2 separate regions of the Mus musculus genome follow, and region 2 is linked to region 1. Evidence: chromatin loops called from intact Hi-C (ENCODE). Cell type or tissue: gastrocnemius. All regions are shown on one strand. Links, peaks and the distances in the headings refer to the core of each region. The heading gives the core; the rest is flanking DNA. Region 1 overlaps Tgfbr2 (transforming growth factor, beta receptor II). Region 2 has its middle 67 kb from the start of Gm4668.

Region 1 (4,392 bases), core at 73-4,072:
CCTTTAATCCTTTGGACCTACTCTCCCCTCCCCCACATAAGGTGCATTTTCAGCCCCAGGGCACTTCCTTTAATGACATCTTGTTTTTAACAAGTGGATTATGCAGAAAATGCTAACCAGGGCTACAATTTTCGGCCTCTGTTTTGATATAGCACCCCACATTGAGGACTCCTTTTTAAATGCCCACCTTCCCCAGGTCCTCAGTGGCCTCCCTACCTCCTGTTTCATTCAGTTTCTGCCCTAAACCGGACTTTACAGTTTTCCTTACATTGATGAATAACTATTTAAAAATTTAGGTTTTATTTATTTCATTGTGTGGCAGCTGTGGATGTATGTAGGAGACTGTCGCGTGTGCAGGGACCTGAGCAGGCTGGAAAGCGTTGGATCCTCTGGAGCTGGGGTCACAGATGGTTGTAAGCAACCCAGTGTAGATAGATGTTGGGAACCGAATTCAGGTCCTCTGCCCCTGGGAACAATTCTATTTTCCCAATCAATAACGGAAACTTCTGAATGCTATCTCCCAAACTGCCTTACTATTCTTCCTTCTCAAGGGTATTTACTAAATGGGGATGTATAGACTGAGAGGAAGCTACCCCAGATGAGTGCAGCAGAGTTGTTGTCACTTTGTTTCTTTGAGCTCCCGAATCGTGTCACAGACAGAGCACAGGACACGCTGGGGATTCGAACACTGTTAGGTCCTGTTTGGTTGCTCTAGTCCCGTCGCCCCCCCCCATACCCTAACCCCATGCTTTGCTGAATGCACAAGAGGGGGTTCACATTGGATGTTTCCTTCTCAGTGCCTCTGCGTGAGTTTCTCCTTGCTGAGTTCTTACCTTGCCATCTCTGCCTGGTTGTATTTCAGCCCTAGACGATCCACAGTTCTCCTTCACTCTTCTTATGCAAACTGGACCAAAGCGTGTCCAGCCCGTCTTTCTGTTGGATGGGCCAGGGTAGAGTGAGAGCCACACACTGAAGATCAGGGTGTCTTGGATTACAGTCCCACCTCTCCCTCGCTGGCTGGGCAGCCTAGAATTCCTTGGCTCTCACTGGATAATGTGTGGGAAGACAGAATAAAGTAATGCCTTCAGGTGCCTCATCCCAGGCCCCACAGGCGGCTCTGGATGTCTCTCTCAGTCACACCTGACAAACCTCCTCACCTATACCATTCTTTCTGACTTTGTGTCTTACCAAGGCTGAGAGCAGCAGTTCTCAAGCTGTGAGTGGAGAACCCGCCTGGCCAGAGACGTGGATCTTATATCCTGCATTGTCAGATATTTACTGATTCATATCAGTGGCAAATTTACAATTAAGAAGTAGCAATGGAATACTTTTATGGTGTGTATGTGTGTGTGTCGGGGGGGGGGGGGTCACCATAGCACGAGGAACTGTATTAAAGGGTCACAGCATTAGGATGTTGTCAACCACTAGGGCCTCCCGGGCCTCAATTCAGGAAGCTGGTCCTCTCTGGAACCTCTCTCTGGATCACCTATCTGACTAATTTTTCTCATCTTTAAAGACCTTCCTTGGGCCTCGTAAGGAAACCTGCTTTGAACATGTCAGGTGAGCCAAGCGCCCCCTCCTCTGTCCTCTCTCAGCTCCGAGCACAGCAAGCAGTGATTTTTGTGTGATTCCCGAGTTCATTGAGCCTCGTTAGCTGCTCCAGGGCAAGCAGGATCTGTCAGTCAGAGGCTGGTCTCCAGGGCTGCCCCGGGACGACAGCTCATTCTCCGAGCTGTACCAGCTCCCTTCATCCTGCTGGGGCTAGTGTGAGTGTGACTGCTGCACAGGCTTACATACCCAGGAGGGCCCCTGCTGTGTTGGGTATTTGGTCCTGAGTGGTCAGAGCATCTGAATTAACTTGGCTATTGGTTTGCTCTTGCAGCACCTGCGGTTGGACTCAGGCCTTGGTATATCTCCATCTCTCTCTTACTTTTGTAGCAGGACTTAAGTCCCCTGGGGCAAAGCTGCCCTCAGCCTGCACTGCTTTTGCCTCAGCCTTTAATAGCCAGGCCTTGGGGTCTGTACCTGTGCCTCGGGGTCCCGCTTTGGCTATTTCTATGCTATGACATTGATGCCTATATTCTGACCAAAGATAGAAAAAGATGTTTTGACTTTAGCGAGGTTTTCACCTACAAAATTACCCTGCAAATGCTAGCGCTCTCTCTCTCTCTCTCTCTCTCTCTCTCTCTCATCTTCCTCCTTTCCCCCTCCTCCTCCTCCATTTTCTCAAACATTGTAGAAAGGAAACAATAATTACAAAATACAATGTTGAATTTATACACAGGTTTTGTCACGTTTTGCTGTTTGTTTGTTTGTTCGTTTGCTTTTGAAGAACATAGAATCAACAAGGTTTTATTCTGTGATCTAGAATATAGACCAGGCTGGCCTCACACTTGTAGTAATCCTCCTGCCTTAGCCTCTCAAGTTCTGCTCCTCCAGCATGAGCCACCACACCCATCTTGAATCGAATGTTTATGTTTCCTACCCACCTAGGCTTTATGTTTTGGTTTCTGAGCAGTGCATCTAAGGGAAGTATGTGCATCCGAAATTGGCTGTCTATCACAGAGCATCCTGGGGATTATTTAGGTCAGATGCAAACCACCAAGGCATTTCAAAATAGGCTATGCGAAACTGTACTTCCTGACCCTGGCTCGGCATATTCAGCCAAGTGCTATATAAAAGTTTAACCCTGACCCTCTGCAAGGTTTTGCATTCTGCTCCTGTGGATCTTTGGATGGCGGACGCTATAGTTTTCAGAACCAGCCCAGAGATGAGCAGTAACCGCCTGGTGTTCACAGCTTGTCCTTCCTCCCACAGGAGCGTGTCACCTCACCTCCGACAGGACAAGAGAGTGATTGGTCACCGTATTTCTGGGTGGGGTTTGCTGAGGGGTTTAGGAAGCTGCAGGAATGCCTGGGCTTATCCTGAGTGCAGTTAGGAAGAAGGGTGACATTACTTATTTAATCATAGAAAGAGACCTAGAAGATAATTCTTATAATTCTCTATCTCATAAATAGGTGGAGGCTATGTGTGTGTGTGTGTGTGTGTGTGTGAGTGTGTGTGAGTGAGTGTGTGTGAGTGTGTATGAGTGTGTGTGAGTGAGTGAGTGTGTGAGAGTGTGTGTGTGAGTGTGTGTGTGTGTGTGTGTGTGTGTGTGTGTAAGTGGGTCTTCATAGAGAAGCTGAAGGGTTAAAGACACGTCATATTTGAGAGTGGAGGAAACTTCACCCTTCAGATGTCTGCAGTGGGTCACCCCTGGTTGGTTTATGTGCTTTGTATGATCTGCTATGGATTTATTGCATTTTGTATTTCTCCTTATGCATATTCACTGTACATATTACTCTCTGCTAAAGGGATGTTTTTCATGGAAATGTGCATTGTGTCTCTTGATGGTCTTCGTGCCACAGAAAATCAAGACAGGAACAGGGAGTGTTTTGCCCGTGGGTGATCTACAGTTCCCAGCCTGACAGTGATATCACGGTCATGAGAACCAGGGTAGCCTAGGCATTGGTATTGCTAGCAATTCAGCTGCATCACGTTCAATACAATACAATAAACATGTGTTTATTGTAAAACTGCACAATGTATTGTATAGTGCAGTGAAGTCTATTGTAAAATTCAAATTCCAAGCATACAGGACCATCACATAGGTCTGGGGCTCAGACAACTGCTGGTGGTTTAAAGCAGAATAGATTTGACCTGACTTTATGAAGATGAAAAATTTTACCTTTGAGGTCCAGCTAATTTGAAAGCCTGTACCTGGGGAGGACTCTGTTTTACATTGAAGCCTGGTGGATCCGGACTCATTCTGGACCAGGTCTTTCTCTTTCCCCTTTTCCTCCTGTGTCAGTAGCCCTTGAAGCCCAGGCTGTCCTCAAACTCACTATGTAGCTAAGGTTAACCTTGAACTCCTGATCATCCTGCCTCTACCTTTCCAGCACTGAGATTGCAGTTATGTGACACTACGCCTGGTTTATATGGTTTGGGGATAGAACCCAGGGCTCTGTGTACTCTGAACAAGCATTCTACCAACTAAGTGAGAATCTAGATGCCCACTGTAGAACAACTACCCCCTTGGCTGCAGTTGACCCAGTCTCTGGCTTCCTGCCTAAGTTTTGAAGGGGGACCTGGCATCTGAGGGCTGAGGCTGTAAACCGTCAAAAGGAATTAGCTGTAGGGCAAGAGCCTGTGATCCATGGTGAGATAGTATTCGGGGGGAAGTCAGGCATCTAGGCCCTCCCTCTCTTTATCTGATGAAATATTTTCTTCCAAATACTTTCAGCATTGCGACTAAAATATGAGCTTGGTATATGAGCATGTCCTGGGCTTTCAAGGGCATCCTACTCAGGCATGCCTGTGGGGTGGGGACACGCTTCAGATTTCTAATCCTTG
Region 2 (4,392 bases), core at 301-4,300, 86 kb before region 1:
CATTTGTTAGACAGCCAGTCTAGCCTATAGGGTGAGTTCTAGAACAGTGCCAAACCCTGCCTCAAACAAAATAAAATCCAAATACACCAACAAAACTAAGAAACAAGGTGGACCGTGCCCATACCTGGTGCTCACACACAAATGCACACGCATGCATGGATGCCTGTATACATGAAATGCTCTTGAACACACAGAAACATGCCCAGATCCTATCCTAATCATTTATCTGGGTTAGTGATAGATCCAGAGCATCAATAGAGCTGTGTTTCTGGTCTATGGTGCTCCACTCTTGGTGTTAGGCAAAGATGAACTCTGTGACCATACCTGGATCCCCAGAATTGCCAAGTCCCTCGGCATCATAGCCATCTTATGTTAATCAAATTTGATACTGTTTAGCCTTAATTGTTAATGACACAGCCTAGGTCATCTGACAAGAAAGCCTGGATTGAGGAATTGTCTAGAACACATTGACCTATGGCATGTCTGCGCAGGGTTGTCTTGATTACTCGGTGATACAGGAAGGCCTAGCCCACTGTGGGTAGCATCATCCCTAGGCAGGAAGTCCTGGGAGATATGAAAAGCTAGCTTAGGATAAGCCTGTGAGTGAGCAAGCCAAAGAGCATCATTCCTCCAGAATCCTACCACTTCATTGGCTGTTAATGAGTTCCCTGGGTAACTCTGCCTGGTATTACTGCATGAAATAGCAAAGAGGCCAGCCTTGAGTTTGTGCCTTAACTTTTCTCTATGATGGCATGTAACCGGGAAGCGTAAGATGCTTTTGTTCAGAAAGCTTTTTCACAGCCATGGAGATGTGACCAGGACCGATTTGTCACTGGGAGGTTTATAAGTTGACGCCTATCAGAAACATCTTCAATTGTGTGACTGCCTGTAAAAGTGTATACCCCCTCAAAGTTAGTATAGTTGTGAGTTCAGCATATTTTCACTCCAAACTAGCTAATTTTATGTCAATTTGACCAAGAGTAGAGTCATCTGAGAGGACAGAACCCCAACACCTCCGTAACATTATGTGGTAGGCAAGACTGTAAGAGCATTTTCTTAATTAGTGATTGATCTTGGAGGGCCTAGCCTATTGTGGGTGGAGCCACCCCTGGGCTGGTGGTCCTGGGTTCTATTCGAAAGCAGGCTGAAAAAGCCACCTGACTTCTTTTGATGATGAACAGTGTTGTGGAAGTATAGCTTAAATAAACCCTTTCATGACTACATTGCTTTGGTCATAGTATTTTATCAAAGCAAATAAAATCCTAACTGAAACAACCGCTTTATAGCCTACTTTCTAAATTCTTACTTTGCTGAGTTAAATTCATTAATATTAAATGATACTTCAACCTTGGTGGTGGAGTTGGGATACATCAAGTCGAGTCAGGTTAAAAGAAAACTACATGGAAACTCGGTGCACGCTGGGTTCTGTCTGTGAGTGACCTTCGAGAAGTCTTTGTGCCCCTCACATCCCACAGGGTCTGTGGAGACTCCCTGACACTGATGTATGGGATTGAACCCTTACCTGACAGTCTAACCCCTGCCAGTGTCCGTAGCTCCCCAATTCCCTCCTCCTGAGGAAGCCGGGTGCCCTTGCTGTCACTCAAATATGATAATCTCACATGCATCTTTATGCTTTCTTCTCTCTCCTCCTCCAACGTCTCCTCCATAGCCATCGTGAAGACAGGCTGTCTGATTCACTGAGATTATAATCAAGCATGAAACTTTGTAGGTGCTTCAAATCTTTTTATGGGGATTTAATAGTTAGAATGTATATAACAGTTACAAGTCATTAGGTGATGATTCTGGTGTTCTTCATAATGACAAAAATTGATACACACTGCAAGGTTTATCTTTTTTTTTAATCCACTTGTTCATTGATTTATTTATTGTGAGGGGTAGGGAAGCAGGTGTTCCAGGGAGTACACATGAAGGACAATCTATACGAATCAGTTGGTCCCCTCCTTCCACCTTGTGGGCTCCTGGGATTGAACCCAGGTCATTAGGTATGCCAGCAGGCACCGTTACCCCCAGAACTGTCTCGATAGCACCAAGATTTACCTTGCAAAGCTTCATTGTGACATTCTCTCTTTTTCCAGACTTCTTTTTATTTTTCGGTTCCACGTGTGTGTGGAGGTATGTGCACATGAGTGCAGGTGCCCGCAGTAGCCAGAAGAGGGCATCAGATCCACTGGATCTTGGGTTCCAGGCAGTTGTGAGCTGCCTGATATGGGTGCTAGGAACTGAGCCTGGGTCCTTTGCAAAAAACAGTATGTGTTCTTAACCTTGAGCCATCTCTCTATCCCATTCTTGGGACATTCATGCGATTTTTTTGATGATAGAATGAGATACTGATGGTAGAGGTGTTGTTTGTCTGTCTGTACCACTTTAATAGCTCACTGCTTCTAACAATAAAAAATCCTAACAACCTTTTATCATGTCTCTACCGTGTCAGAGGATTGGGACTGAGATGTGTATATGGAGCTGCTCTTGGTGGCTTATGCTTGACAACCCAACACTGCTACCTAAATGGATGTCATAGGTGTTATGTTGAATTAAAAAAGTTAGAACCCAGACTCCTCACAAAGTGAGTCGGCAGGTTAAACAGGCAAACGAGGAACTCCGAAGCTTAGCGATCAGGCTGTAAGAAACCTAAGGGAAACCAGTGGTTTAAGAAGCACCCAAGCTTTGTATAACTTGTCTATCTGCATAAAGATCTCAAGTTGGACCTTTAAGACTCTTGCATGAGGTGGCCATGGTGCTGTGTGGCTGTAATCCCAGCACACATAGGCTGAGGCAAGTCAGTGCCTGGAACTCCACCACTTCAAAGCTGGAGGAAGGAATTCAGGGCCAGCCTCAGCTACATACCAAGTTCAAGGTCAGTATGGACCACAAAGAGGGGTGTGTGTGTGTGTGTGTGTGTGTGTGTGTTATCCCTTAGTGGAGACTCAAAATCACACAAAAATTTGAAACCTAAAAAGTCAAGTTGTTTATGGAAAGCAATGAAAGAGAACCAAATTTAATCTTACTGAGCCCCTGAGGAAATGCAGAGTCTGCTGGTACCGAGGCCCTCCACCCCTAGCAGACAACTGTCTAGGTGGGACTCAGCCTTGTCTCCCTGGCTGACAACTGACAGGCCCATGGAAGTGACCTCTGCCATTTGTTGCAAAACACCTCAAAAACAGCTGAGCCTGTGACCCTGGAAAGAGTACTTTGTTTTTCCTGTTTTCCTTCAGACATGGTCTCAGAATGTGACAAGGCTCATCTTTCTCAAACCAGCTTCCCCCCCTCCCCACCCCGCCTGCCTCCCACCAGCTCTGGAGCAGTTGTGTGCTGGTCAGACTCGGATTGTGGCTGTCGGGGACTGTCTCATTGCTGCTCGTCATTACAGCACTCTGCCGATTCGGTCTGCTATAAGGTCTCATCACGGAGCCCAGGCTGCCCTCAGATTCCCAACAATCTTCCTGCCTCAGCCTCCATAGTGGAGTGCTGGGCTTGCAGGCGTGAGCCACCGTGCCCGGCTAGAATTCTTACATTGAAGACATGACAGTAATTGTGGCCTGGGGCTGTCACTCAGTTAATACTGTGCTTCCTTCAGAGATCATGAAGCTGCGGGCCTCGATCCCCAGCACTGCATGAAACTAGGTGTGGTACACTCTCTAATCTCAGTATTCTGACTGCAGAGGCAGGAGGACCAGGAGTTTGAGTCCGTTAATACTGCGTTCAAGGTCAACTTCAGCATGAGACCTGGTTAAAAGAAATCATATTTAGGCCAGCAAGTTATTTTATTTTTCCTTTAAAAAATAAGTAACTAAGTAACTAGTCATAAAAAAAAAGTCAAATCATATTTCAGAGCGATATCTCAGACTGCAGGGTAATGTTAACTCAGTTGGTAGAGAGCTGACCTATCATGCTCAACGCCTGGATTGGATCTCCTCCATTACTACAAAAGCTGGGCATGGTGTTGCTTGATTGTAACCATGAGGGGGAGGGGAGACCGGAGAGTCAGGAGTTCGAGGTCATCCTCGGCTACATAACAAACTTGGAGCTAGCCTGTGCTACTTGAGACCCAACATCCAAAGCAAACAAACAAAACCGAGAGACTTTTCGGCCTATCAGTCTTTACTTCCAAAGCACACAGCAAAAAACAAGAAACAAAAACAAACAACAACAACAACCATTCATTGTATGAGAAGGAACTAGAAATCTGAATTCTCTGGGAAAAGAGTTTTCTCTGAACAGCCACAGGTAATTAATGATTGTGGGGGGGGTGTCATATTGCTCAGTGAGTGGTCTAAGAAATAACCCCCCACCCACATTCACGCAGGTACCCCATGAAATGGCACACAGAGTGGGGAAGGAGGGAGTTCTGTGGGAGGGGGAAAGAGATAGGAG

What was found. Hi-C counts contacts between places; a loop is a spot of excess contacts. Peaks named below come from ENCODE experiments on the same cell type or tissue, not always from the same donor. Only the 100,000 strongest peaks of a DNase experiment are listed, where the experiment ranks them.
Region 2: it touches region 1 in a loop (21-fold over the local background); 4 of 42 quality-filtered maps call a loop at or near these places.

What each region holds. Positions count from the first base shown.
Region 1 is chr9:116,167,425-116,171,816 of GRCm38, reverse strand. All of the region lies in intron 1 of Tgfbr2 (transforming growth factor, beta receptor II), which reads left to right. Among named protein-coding and RNA genes, the nearest start is that of Tgfbr2, 5.7 kb to the left of the region's middle. In gastrocnemius, for the core only: no CTCF peak of the experiment used is centred there; a DNase peak (open chromatin) is centred at 1,756; H3K4me3 peaks cover 1,896 bases; H3K27ac peaks cover 3,261 bases.
Region 2 is chr9:116,254,119-116,258,510 of GRCm38, reverse strand. No RefSeq gene overlaps it. Among named protein-coding and RNA genes, the nearest start is that of Gm4668, 67 kb to the right of the region's middle. In gastrocnemius, for the core only: a CTCF peak has its summit at 2,167 (motif pointing right); no DNase peak of the experiment used is centred there; H3K27ac peaks cover 90 bases.